Regions from separate parts of the Homo sapiens genome. Here region 1 is linked to region 2. A link is a contact called in ENCODE POLR2A ChIA-PET data. All regions are on one chromosome and are shown on one strand. The core of a region is the stretch at or near the end of the contact, and the rest is flanking DNA. Distances in the headings are between cores, read along the strand shown. Region 1 overlaps PARVA (parvin alpha). Region 2 has its middle 46 kb from the start of PARVA.

Region 1 (5,091 bases), core at 453-2,952, 130 kb before region 2:
GGTTGCCTGGTCATTCTATGGAGGCTCAGCCCCTGCAAGGACAGATTAAAAAGGAGGTGATATTTGAGCAGTGTTTTTGTTTGTTTTAAATAATGGTTGATTTTTTTTCTGACTATAAAAGAAAAACATGCTCTTTAAGATAACTTGGAAAATATTTTTAAAAAGAGAAAATAATCCTACTGCTTAAACTCTGTTACATGTTATATTTTCTCACAAGTGTGTCTATGTTTTATATATAGTTTCAAAACATACTGGGTTCTATAGCCTGCTTTTTTCATGTCATATAATCTTGTTATATTTCTATATGCCATAAAAATATCACTTTAAGTGGCTTCTCAATCTGTATTGAAGGTACACACCGTACATAACCATTCCGTAACTGTTGAACGTTTAGGTAGTTTCCAGTTTTTGGAAGGGGACAGTTGGGTCATTTCCCAGCTATGAAGGGTGAGTGGGTGCTCACAGGCAGACCAGCAAGGAATGTGGGGCCTCTGGGAACTCGTGCACAGTTCTATATGAGAGTTAGGGCACACGCTATTTTCTTTCTTCTTCTTTTTTCTTTCTTCTCTTTTTCTTTTTTTTTTGAGACAGGGTCTCTCTCTGTTACCCAAGCTGGCGTGCAGTAATATGATCACAGCTCACTGCAGCCTTGACCTCCTGGGCTTAAGTGATCTTCCCACCTTAACCTCCTGAGTAGCTGGGACTATAGGCATATTCCACCATGCCCAGCTAATTTTTGTATTTTTTGTTGTGGAGACAGGGTTTCACCATGTTGCCCAGGCTGGTCTCGAACCCCTGGGCCCAAAAATGCTGGGATTACAGGCTCAAGCCACCATGCCCAGCTGGCACAGGCTATATCCTTTCTCTTTCATGGGTAAGGAAGCCAACATCCGGAAAACTTCAGGGACTTCCCTGAAAAGATCCCTAACAGGATGATCCTAACAGTGAGTTGTCTCCTTTCTCCAATGTCTTAGTTTGGAGTTGCTTGAAAGCAGGAAAGAAATCCCAGGAAAGGAAAGAAGAACAAAGAAAGTATGACAGACCCAAGAAGAGACAATAAAGGTGAGTTTCTGAGCTGGTCATGTGGGGGTAACTGGGGCTTAATCCCTACTGGGGCTCTCTGAGAAACTGCAGAAAGTGTCTCAAGGCGACTTTCCCACTAGTTGAGGTTACCCCCAGGGAGTTCTCTCTCTCCACACTTCCAGGCTGTGCAGAGTGCAGGCTGAGGGGGCTTCAGAAGCCAAAGCCTTGAGACAGAAAAGGGGAGGTGTGAGAAGCTGCCACCCTGGGCTGCCACAGAGGGGGTAGGATGTGGGGTGCACAAGCATCTGCTGTGCCCACCCAGAGAACTGGGGGCCAGAGTCTTTCTCCCCTTTCCCCAGGAGAGAAATCACAGGAAACTGGTGGGGAGTTAGTATATTTTTAGGAGCAAATCCGGGAACAGAACATGCTCTTTTCCTCCAAGGAAGAAGCAACCAAGAATGAGCAGGTTGCAGAATCCTGTTCCTCATATATGACACTAGGCCAATGCCATGCAAAAACAGCATTTCCTCAGTCCCAACTCTATGGCAAGCCCATGCTGCTGAGATGATCAGGATGTCAGTCCTGTCCCTAGCCTGGCTCAGGTCTGGTCTGAGAAAATGCAGGCCATGCTGGCTGGGCAGCTCACTCTCAGTAGGGTATGACACTGTCCTGAGAAAACTCCTGGGGCCAGGCCCTGCGCCGAGGACTGTCCATTCATTATTTCATGCTTTACGACTCTTCTGGGAAGAGACACCTTCCTGGGAACGGGGCTGAAGTTTTGGAGCTTGTGCGTCATGTTAATACAATCGTGATCACAGCACTGGGGAAAGCCAGTGACCCCTTCATCTGATGGAATGGGGACTTGGAAAATGTACTCATTCCTTTCCTCCCAGTCTTACAGAATGATTGAGTACCTACTGTATGCCACACACTATTCTAGGAAAGAATGAACCCTGGCCCCAGGAGCTCACAGTCACACATGACCCCAGTCTCAGTGGGCTGAGGGCCGACTCTGGTCTAGCTCCAGTGGTGAAGGAGCACCCCTAGGTGAGCCTCACACTGCCAGGGGGGACCAGGGAGGGCTTCATGGCAAAGGCAGTGCCAGACCCTTTTGTGGACAGATCTCTACTCTTCTATCTCACTCACCACAGTTTGCAATTGTGCATATCTGAAGGACAACCTGTCTCCCCCCACTATTTTGAGTGGTCCAAGAGGACTGAGGCTTTGTGCACCACTGTCCTGCCAGGACCTGACACACAACACATGCTAAATACATATTTACTGAATGGATGAGTGGTCTGTTGATGCTGGCCCTGAGCAGTCTTCCCCTTCCAGCCCAAATACACAGCTCTCCCTTCTACACCAGAGCCAGGACGTTAATCATCAGAGGGTCTGGGCTTTAAGAAAAGAAGCTGGAATGGGGAAGGCTGAGGAACTGAGGCAGCAATGGAGGAAGCAGAGAGGGTGAGCAAGTGCTGGTTCTGAGAGGAGGGGTTCAGGACACTGACTGTGAAGCATTTTTGCTTATAACTTAGGCCTCTTTAGCATGAATGACTAAGCCCTGTCAGCAACTGGAAATCCATGGACTACTGCATTGGAAACAGCAAAACATTGCCAGTCACTGTGCAGCACAGACCCATTGCAGCACCCTGATTTTTTTTTCCTAAACCAACAATTCATGTTGACAGCAAATCTGTACAGAGAACCTATTAAAAGAAATTGTAGTAAATCGAAGATGCTTTAACTGCCTGTCTGACGTTCTGCTGATTGCATGCCTGACACTTCCACTATAGCTTCCTTTTGTACAACCTTCCATTTGATTCGATTCAATGGATAATTATTCAGTCTTGACTGTGGGCAAGGCAATGTGATGAGAGCCTCATTCCAGTTGCATCTTCTAGGCATAATTTAGCTCGTACACAAAAATAAACACGCACAATATAAGCATAGAGTGGCAAAGGCCATAAGAAACTATAAAAACCATTTCAAAGAAGATAACATTTTACCCATGTGAGCAAGTGTGGGGTAGCTGGTACAGACTCATTCATTTAAATGTGCATTTGACAGCATTGCTGACCAATGTTCCCAGGTCAGGCCCTGTGCTGTGTCCTGGGGTAAAAGGGATGAGTAAGAACCAGCCCCAGAGTACAGCATAGTACTCTATGGGAGCCTGGGGATATCACTTAAGTCATCTGAAAGTGGAAATCAGGGAGGGCCTCAAGAGGGAGGACATGCTTCAGTTGCTTCTTAAAGGGGATTAGGAGTTCACCAGGTGAAGAGGGAACAAGACATACAAAAGGGCTGGAGACATGAGAACAGGGAACATTTTTGGGAAGGTTTGCTGGAGGGTAATGGAACTGTGGAGTGCCCTTAGAGAGTTAAGTCAGGGCCATACAAGCCAGAACATACCAAGTATGAGTTTAATCCTGAAAGCAATGGGGAGCCACAAGATACAAGCAGAGTTTTGCAAGTCTGTAGGATGGCTGGGAACAGGTTCCCTAATGGATCCATTCAAGCAGAAGTCTTCATAGGATGTACACTACCCTGATGATACAGTTTGAATTAGCCTGGGCTCTGTAGAAAGGTAGATCTTGGATTAATCCCAGCTCTGACTATTACTTAACTTGTTCCCCCTCTAAAGTGGGAATCATGATACTTAGCTCACAGGTTTATAATGAAGCGTAGATGACATGGCACATACGAAATGCCCAGCACAGTAGTGCATGCCTTCGTAAGCATCCTCTAACTCTTGGTTTACCCTTTCCCTGCCTTTTCTCAGTACATGCCAACAACGCATACATACTGGGAGGGAGGGAAGGACTGCCCAGTGATGACCTAGTGGAATAAGAATGACTTGGCAAGCCAGCAGAGCTCAAAAACAAAACTGGAGGAGACTTTAAGAAATTATCATCTATCTCCTTGTCTTGGGTTTCAAACAGATGCAAAGAGACAGCAAGGTGAAAAAGGGACTAGAAAAGCCCCACACAATGCTTCATGACATTGAAGGACATTTTGGAACAGGTGGCATGGTGAAAGTACCCAGGCAGACTGGAGAAGGAATATTTTACAGGTGTTAATGGAGTCTGGAAGCTGGACACTTGAGGAAAGATGAAGATGGTATGGTGATGGCCTGGGGGCTGTAATGGGTGGTGGTGCTGATAGTGGAAACTGTGTTGAGATGAAGTTTCAGAGGTGGCAAGAAGCAGAAAAAAAATGGTGCTCAATTCTCACAGCACCTGGACTGTGGTCTCTAAATAAATATGAATGCTATTACCCACTAAAAGCAATCAGAGCTCCTTGGAGAAATGGCTGATTTTAGATCTAAAAATATATAGAACAAAAAATAGATGAGAAGAGCCTGGAACTAGAAACCAGTAAGCAATAGATTTCTACTAGATAGGGTTGTATCAAAGAGGCTTCCAATGGCCAAGGACAGAAAAATTTGAGCATCAATAAGGATATCAGCAATGGACCAAAACACATCAAAAATATTTAAATCCATGAGTTAATAATGACACTAGAAAAACAATATATAACACATTGCTACTCACCTCTGGAGGATGCTAGGAAACCCACTCATTTTGAAAACTGGTAAATAAAGGGAAATAATCTAACATTTATCCTGTTTTTCTAAATCGAAATGTATCTCTGGCTGGTCAAATACTTAATGAGGAAATGTTTAATGAATGAGAGTATTACCACTTGGAAATCCCTAATGGATTAATTATCTAGGCAATGATCATCAATAGCTCCTAACATCACAAAAAGAGAGACAACCAGAAGTAATGCTTCCCCATCTTCCCTGAAGAGACACACCACCATCAGTCCTATATCTACCCATCAGTTTTTGGGAAATGCAGGGGTCAGGGGAACATGACACCATCAAGATACAAGTAGCAAAGTCTAGACTGTGGAAAACTCTACAGGTTTCTTTAATAAATATATTTTATGACAGGATGTCCACCAGCTGCAGTGCATGGGCCTTATTTCAATCTTGATTCTAACAAACCAGAAAAACAATAAATAATAAGTTGGGCATGTGACTCATGCCTGATGAAACAATCAAAA
Region 2 (4,662 bases), core at 1,658-4,157:
TTTTAAAGAAATGCTTCTATTTAACAGTGATGTTTGCCGCATGGTTTTGGAAAATATGTTTCAATTAAGAAAGTTCTATTCTGTTCTATTGCTTTTTTTTTTTGCTAAAAGTTTTTAGCAAATGGATGTTAAATTGTGTCAAATGATTTTCCTTCTTCTATTGAAAAGACCATAAGATTTTCCTCTTTAATTTTTCAATATGGTAGTTGTAAAATCACCCTTAGATTGCCAGATTTAAAAACTAACGGGATTAAGTGTTTGTTATATTCTTTTATCTTTTTGAATCTTTGCTGTATCTGTGGTTGCATCTGCCCTTTCCATTTCTTCTTTATTTCTGTCTTCTGTCTTATTTTTAAAAAACAACTTGCAAGGGTCAGCTTTAGTCTCTCATTAATACGTTTGTTCAATATTTGGCTTGCAATGAGGCCATGGACTTCCTACAGAGTGGCCAGTGAAGCTGGAAACAGAGGTGAATATACAGCAAGCGGACTGTCGGTATTTGTTGAGTGAGCCAGTCTTCCATAGACTAGGAGTGTCCCTGTACATCTTTGCTGAGTGAGCCAAACTGCAAGGCCCTACCATCCTCTGAACCTTAGCCATTCCTCTAACTAGTCAGGTAGAGAATTCCAAGAAGGGGGTCAGGATACTACTGTGTGACTACTGCACAACTACTTGCTTCCTGGGAAAGGGGAATTGGCTCATTTACTGCTTGCTATAAAAGCTGCTGAGTCCTTTTCCTGGGGCTCCCTAGCTATGGGACAACTCACTGCACGCACAGGTGCCATCTGGGCTCATCATGTCACACCATGGGACTTGGGAACAGGGCAACTTGGGCTACCGAGCTGATGTTCCTGCTGTTTGCTATGCTGTGAATAATAAACTCTCTTGCTCTGATGTACTGACTTTTGTTGTTTACTTTTTGCACCTACATAGTTGTGGCAAACAACCCAAGTTCCTTGCATGCTTAATCATCCACTTTGAAGTCTTATTACTCCTGACCATTATCTATAAGGTTGGTGTCCTTTTCTGACAATATCCCATTATATTATGTGACAAAATAATATTATCTGTGTTTCTGTGTTCATGGCTACCTGTATTTAGAGAGACTCCTTTAGAATCACAGAAGATCTCAACCCTTCCCCTGCTCTGCTGACTTATGAATGCACAGCAACCAGCCATGTCTAATGATGGATGAAAGGGTACAACCTTTAACTCACTGCCTTCAAGTACCTTTTGAGAACAAATAGTTATGGAAGGAAACCTAAAGAATATCTATTTCCTAAAACCCATTCCCAAATTGTGGCAGAGTGTCAGAGAGGCATGCCTCAAAACCCATAGTCTGCTATCTTTGTTGAACAGCTTTTATTGCATTACTGTTTTTTGGGGGCGGTGGTGGCGGGGGTGTGGGAGTGATAACAATGAGTCCTCATTGAGATCCTTGTTTGGATCAGGCATGCAAAATTCATGTATTACAAATATTTAGAGAAACCGGCTTAAATCTCTTGTAGGGAGTATAGTTACAAATGAATGTGAATGGATGAACAAACAAATAAATACAATTTGAGAAGTCATTGACCATCCAGCTGTGTTTTATAATAATAGGGACATAAAAGAAAAGAGAAGGAATATTTTTGGATACCTATTTTATTTCAGGCCCTTTTGTGGGTGCTTTACTAACATTATTTCACTTCATCTTTTCTTCATACCACCTCTGTGAGGTTGGTATTATTCATTCAATTTTACAGATGAGAAAATTTCGCAGAAAAGTAAATAATTGTATAAGGACTACATTGGGATTCAAACTCAGGAGTGTCTGATTCTAATGCCTGTGCTCTGTCCAGGACACCTCACTGTACATTATCCAGGAATTTTTATTCCTCGGGTCCTCAGCAGCAGTGAAAACCATGGAGTGTAAGCTCAGCTACCTCCCCGGTCCTGGAGAGGCTTTCGCTAGCATTTCTCACATAATGTGTGCTCCTGCTGCCACCTGCTGGCACTTTGTGCATCCTAATTTTTCTTGGTAAACCCCTCAATCTCCGGGAAGAAGAAACCATCTGGCTCCAAAAAAGGCAAGAAGCTCCATGCAGACAACTAGCTGGTAAATCTTCCCCAAAGCTGGTAAAGCTATAAGGGAATAATTATTCTCATCGACCTCCCCTGGGGAGAAATCCTTTCTCTTTCGAAGTTACTCAGTTTTCATCAGATTCCAGGTATTGAAAGAAAGCCCAGATTGTGTTATCCAGACCATTTAAATTTGAATGGTGGTCTCTTGCTAGACTGGGGTATTCCATGCCCCTAGTATGTAACACTGATCATCATATTGACAAGCAACAAGCCAGTAGGTAACAGTGCCTCAACCAATAAGAGTCTAAGTGGCTGCAGAGCTGGGCTTGGCCTCTTTCCAGAAGGTGGTAGGGCCCCCAGGAATCAGGTTACTGCATATCCTGGTCCTTCACCTGGGCAGCTAGGACCAAGAGGGGACTCTCTTACCTCTGTCAAAGACATCACACACACAGACACACACATACAGACACACACACACACACACACACACACACACACTCTCTCTCTCTCTCTCTGTCTCTCTCTCTCTCTCTCTCTACCCCTCTCTCTGTCTCTCTCTCTCTCTGTCTGTCTCTCCCTCTCTCTCTCTCTCTGTCTCTCTCTCTCTCTCTCCACGTCCTGCAAAACATAATGATTTGTCATCTGGGGTGGATTATTAGATTTTTGTTTTCCTTTGTTTCCCTTTCCTTGACAAAATGGGGAAAAACCCTTCCCGGGGGCGGGAGAGCTTATTTCTGACTGCTGTAAAAAAAGAAAGCAGGAATTGTTGTCACGACAATGAGGAGCTCATCAAAGCCTCATTTTGCTCATCAGCCATCATTGCCCTCCATCCCGCACCCCCGCATGTTCCTCTAATTCAATGCCCGCCTAATGAATAACTCCCAGAACAAAAGCCCCTTTCAGGCTGCCTACATAATTATCAGAGGAGCCTTGCATAACTGTCGCAGACTACTCATGTTTTCAGGTCTGTCTCTAAATTTGGTTATTCACAACCTTTATAGCTCAATATTATTGCCTAACTGTGATCATTTTCTAATTATCCTAATAATACCTATTAAATAATTCCCATTAAATCACTTGAACCGGAGCAGCACAGGCCAGCTCAAATACAACTTAACCTAATAAGCGTTGGTCATTCATTAAGCAACAGGGCAATCTCTTAAAGGGACTGAATAGAATATTAAACCACCAAGGAATATTATTATTGCACAAATGTTATTACAAGTTAGAGTATATTAATTTTGGTGGCTGGTCTGCAAAACTTCCATTTGGTTGCTTTTGAGGCCACTCTCCCGTCTTGACTCTTTTAGTCTCCAGCCCCTTGTTGATCTGCATCTGTCACCCACACAAGGACAATCATGGGAAAAAGGCCCATAAACTTAACAGGGGAATTAAATTACCAAGGATATAAAGGGAATGAATGGAATCCATCTTCTGTCTGGCTTGGCACACCTCCGAAACATCACAAGCTGGCCAGATTTCTTTTGCTATAACTCAAACTAGCTCTCTCTTTTCTTTTTTTTTTTTTTTTTTTTTCATATTTGGGGATGAGGAAGATTTTCAGAAGATGCTTTACAATTTTGGTTTCTATCATTTAAATTTCAAGCAGTAAAAATTAGACAAATTCTTTAAAAGAAGATGTGTGTGGATACTTAGTAATATTTTGTAAAATGATATGAGTAGTGTTTACTAAATGCCTACAACCTAGGCAATACTCCGGTAGAGACTTTGCCTATCAACACTTCTAATTCTCAAAATGACCTGATAATATGGGGATTATTATCTTCACTTTTCAGATAAAAAATCTAGGACCAGAGAGGTTAAGTGATTTTCCCAGGACTATTCAGCCTAAGCGGAGTGGAATAGAATTTGAACACAGGGCTTATTGGCTTATTGGCGCCCACAGCTCCCCACTTCCCACCATGCCACCTCTTGGCCTGTGTTGCTGGCGGCAAACTGAAGCACGCCCTGGCTTTTCTGGTTTTTCCTCTTCTTTTCTAATGCTCTCACTGAGATCAGCAGATTGTCAAAGACAAGGACCAGAGCCTTCTGGACTGGGAATATGACCAAGCACCAAACAAGGGCAGTTCATTCTACCAAAAGTCCCACAGCAGCTGTAGAGATGGACAGTGACTCTCAGTCCAGGCAGCAAGAAACTCTTTATATTTGTAATAAGCCTATTTCTAATGAGCAAATTTGGGTCATCTTTGCAAGGAAATCCAGTGCATTGTAGTAAAAAAAACAAACAGGTATTGATTAATCATCTGCTCCATGCCAGGCACTGGCTATGGATATTACATAAATTATTTTAGCTAATCCTCACCACAAATACAAGTAACAAGTATTATTAGCACTCCCAATTTACCAACAAGAAAACTGAAGCACAGAAGAGGTAAAGTCTGACTCTAGCATTTCCCTGAAATCTAGTTGCTAAATTAACCATGCAGTTAATGAAACTGAAACCTCAGGACCCCTTACTTGGATGGGTCCTTGCAAGGTTCTGGAAGCAGCCCTCACAATTTTACATGCATGACTTTGCATGAACTCCAGGCCTCAGGAAATCTGGGTCTGCACCTGCTAGTTTCATCGCTCTCATGT

The links. ChIA-PET counts read pairs that join two places held with the same protein, here RNA polymerase II (POLR2A).
Region 1: POLR2A ChIA-PET joins it to region 2 with 12 read pairs in activated T-cell. The contact joins two enhancer-like sites. POLR2A ChIA-PET finds 5 or more read pairs at or near these places in 2 of 52 experiments (BJ and activated T-cell).

Annotation. Positions count from the first base shown.
Region 1 is chr11:12,454,898-12,459,988 of GRCh38, reverse strand. All of the region lies in intron 1 of PARVA (parvin alpha), which reads right to left. Among named protein-coding and RNA genes, the nearest start is that of PARVA, 80 kb to the right of the region's middle. Within about 2 kb of position 1,702, at least 2 of the 41 ENCODE cell types and tissues checked have a DNase peak (open chromatin) inside an H3K27ac peak, as active enhancers do.
Region 2 is chr11:12,328,801-12,333,462 of GRCh38, reverse strand. It overlaps a transcript of MICAL2 not described here. Among named protein-coding and RNA genes, the nearest start is that of PARVA, 46 kb to the left of the region's middle. RefSeq lists an enhancer at 2,492-2,993. Within about 2 kb of position 2,907, at least 3 of the 41 ENCODE cell types and tissues checked have a DNase peak (open chromatin) inside an H3K27ac peak, as active enhancers do.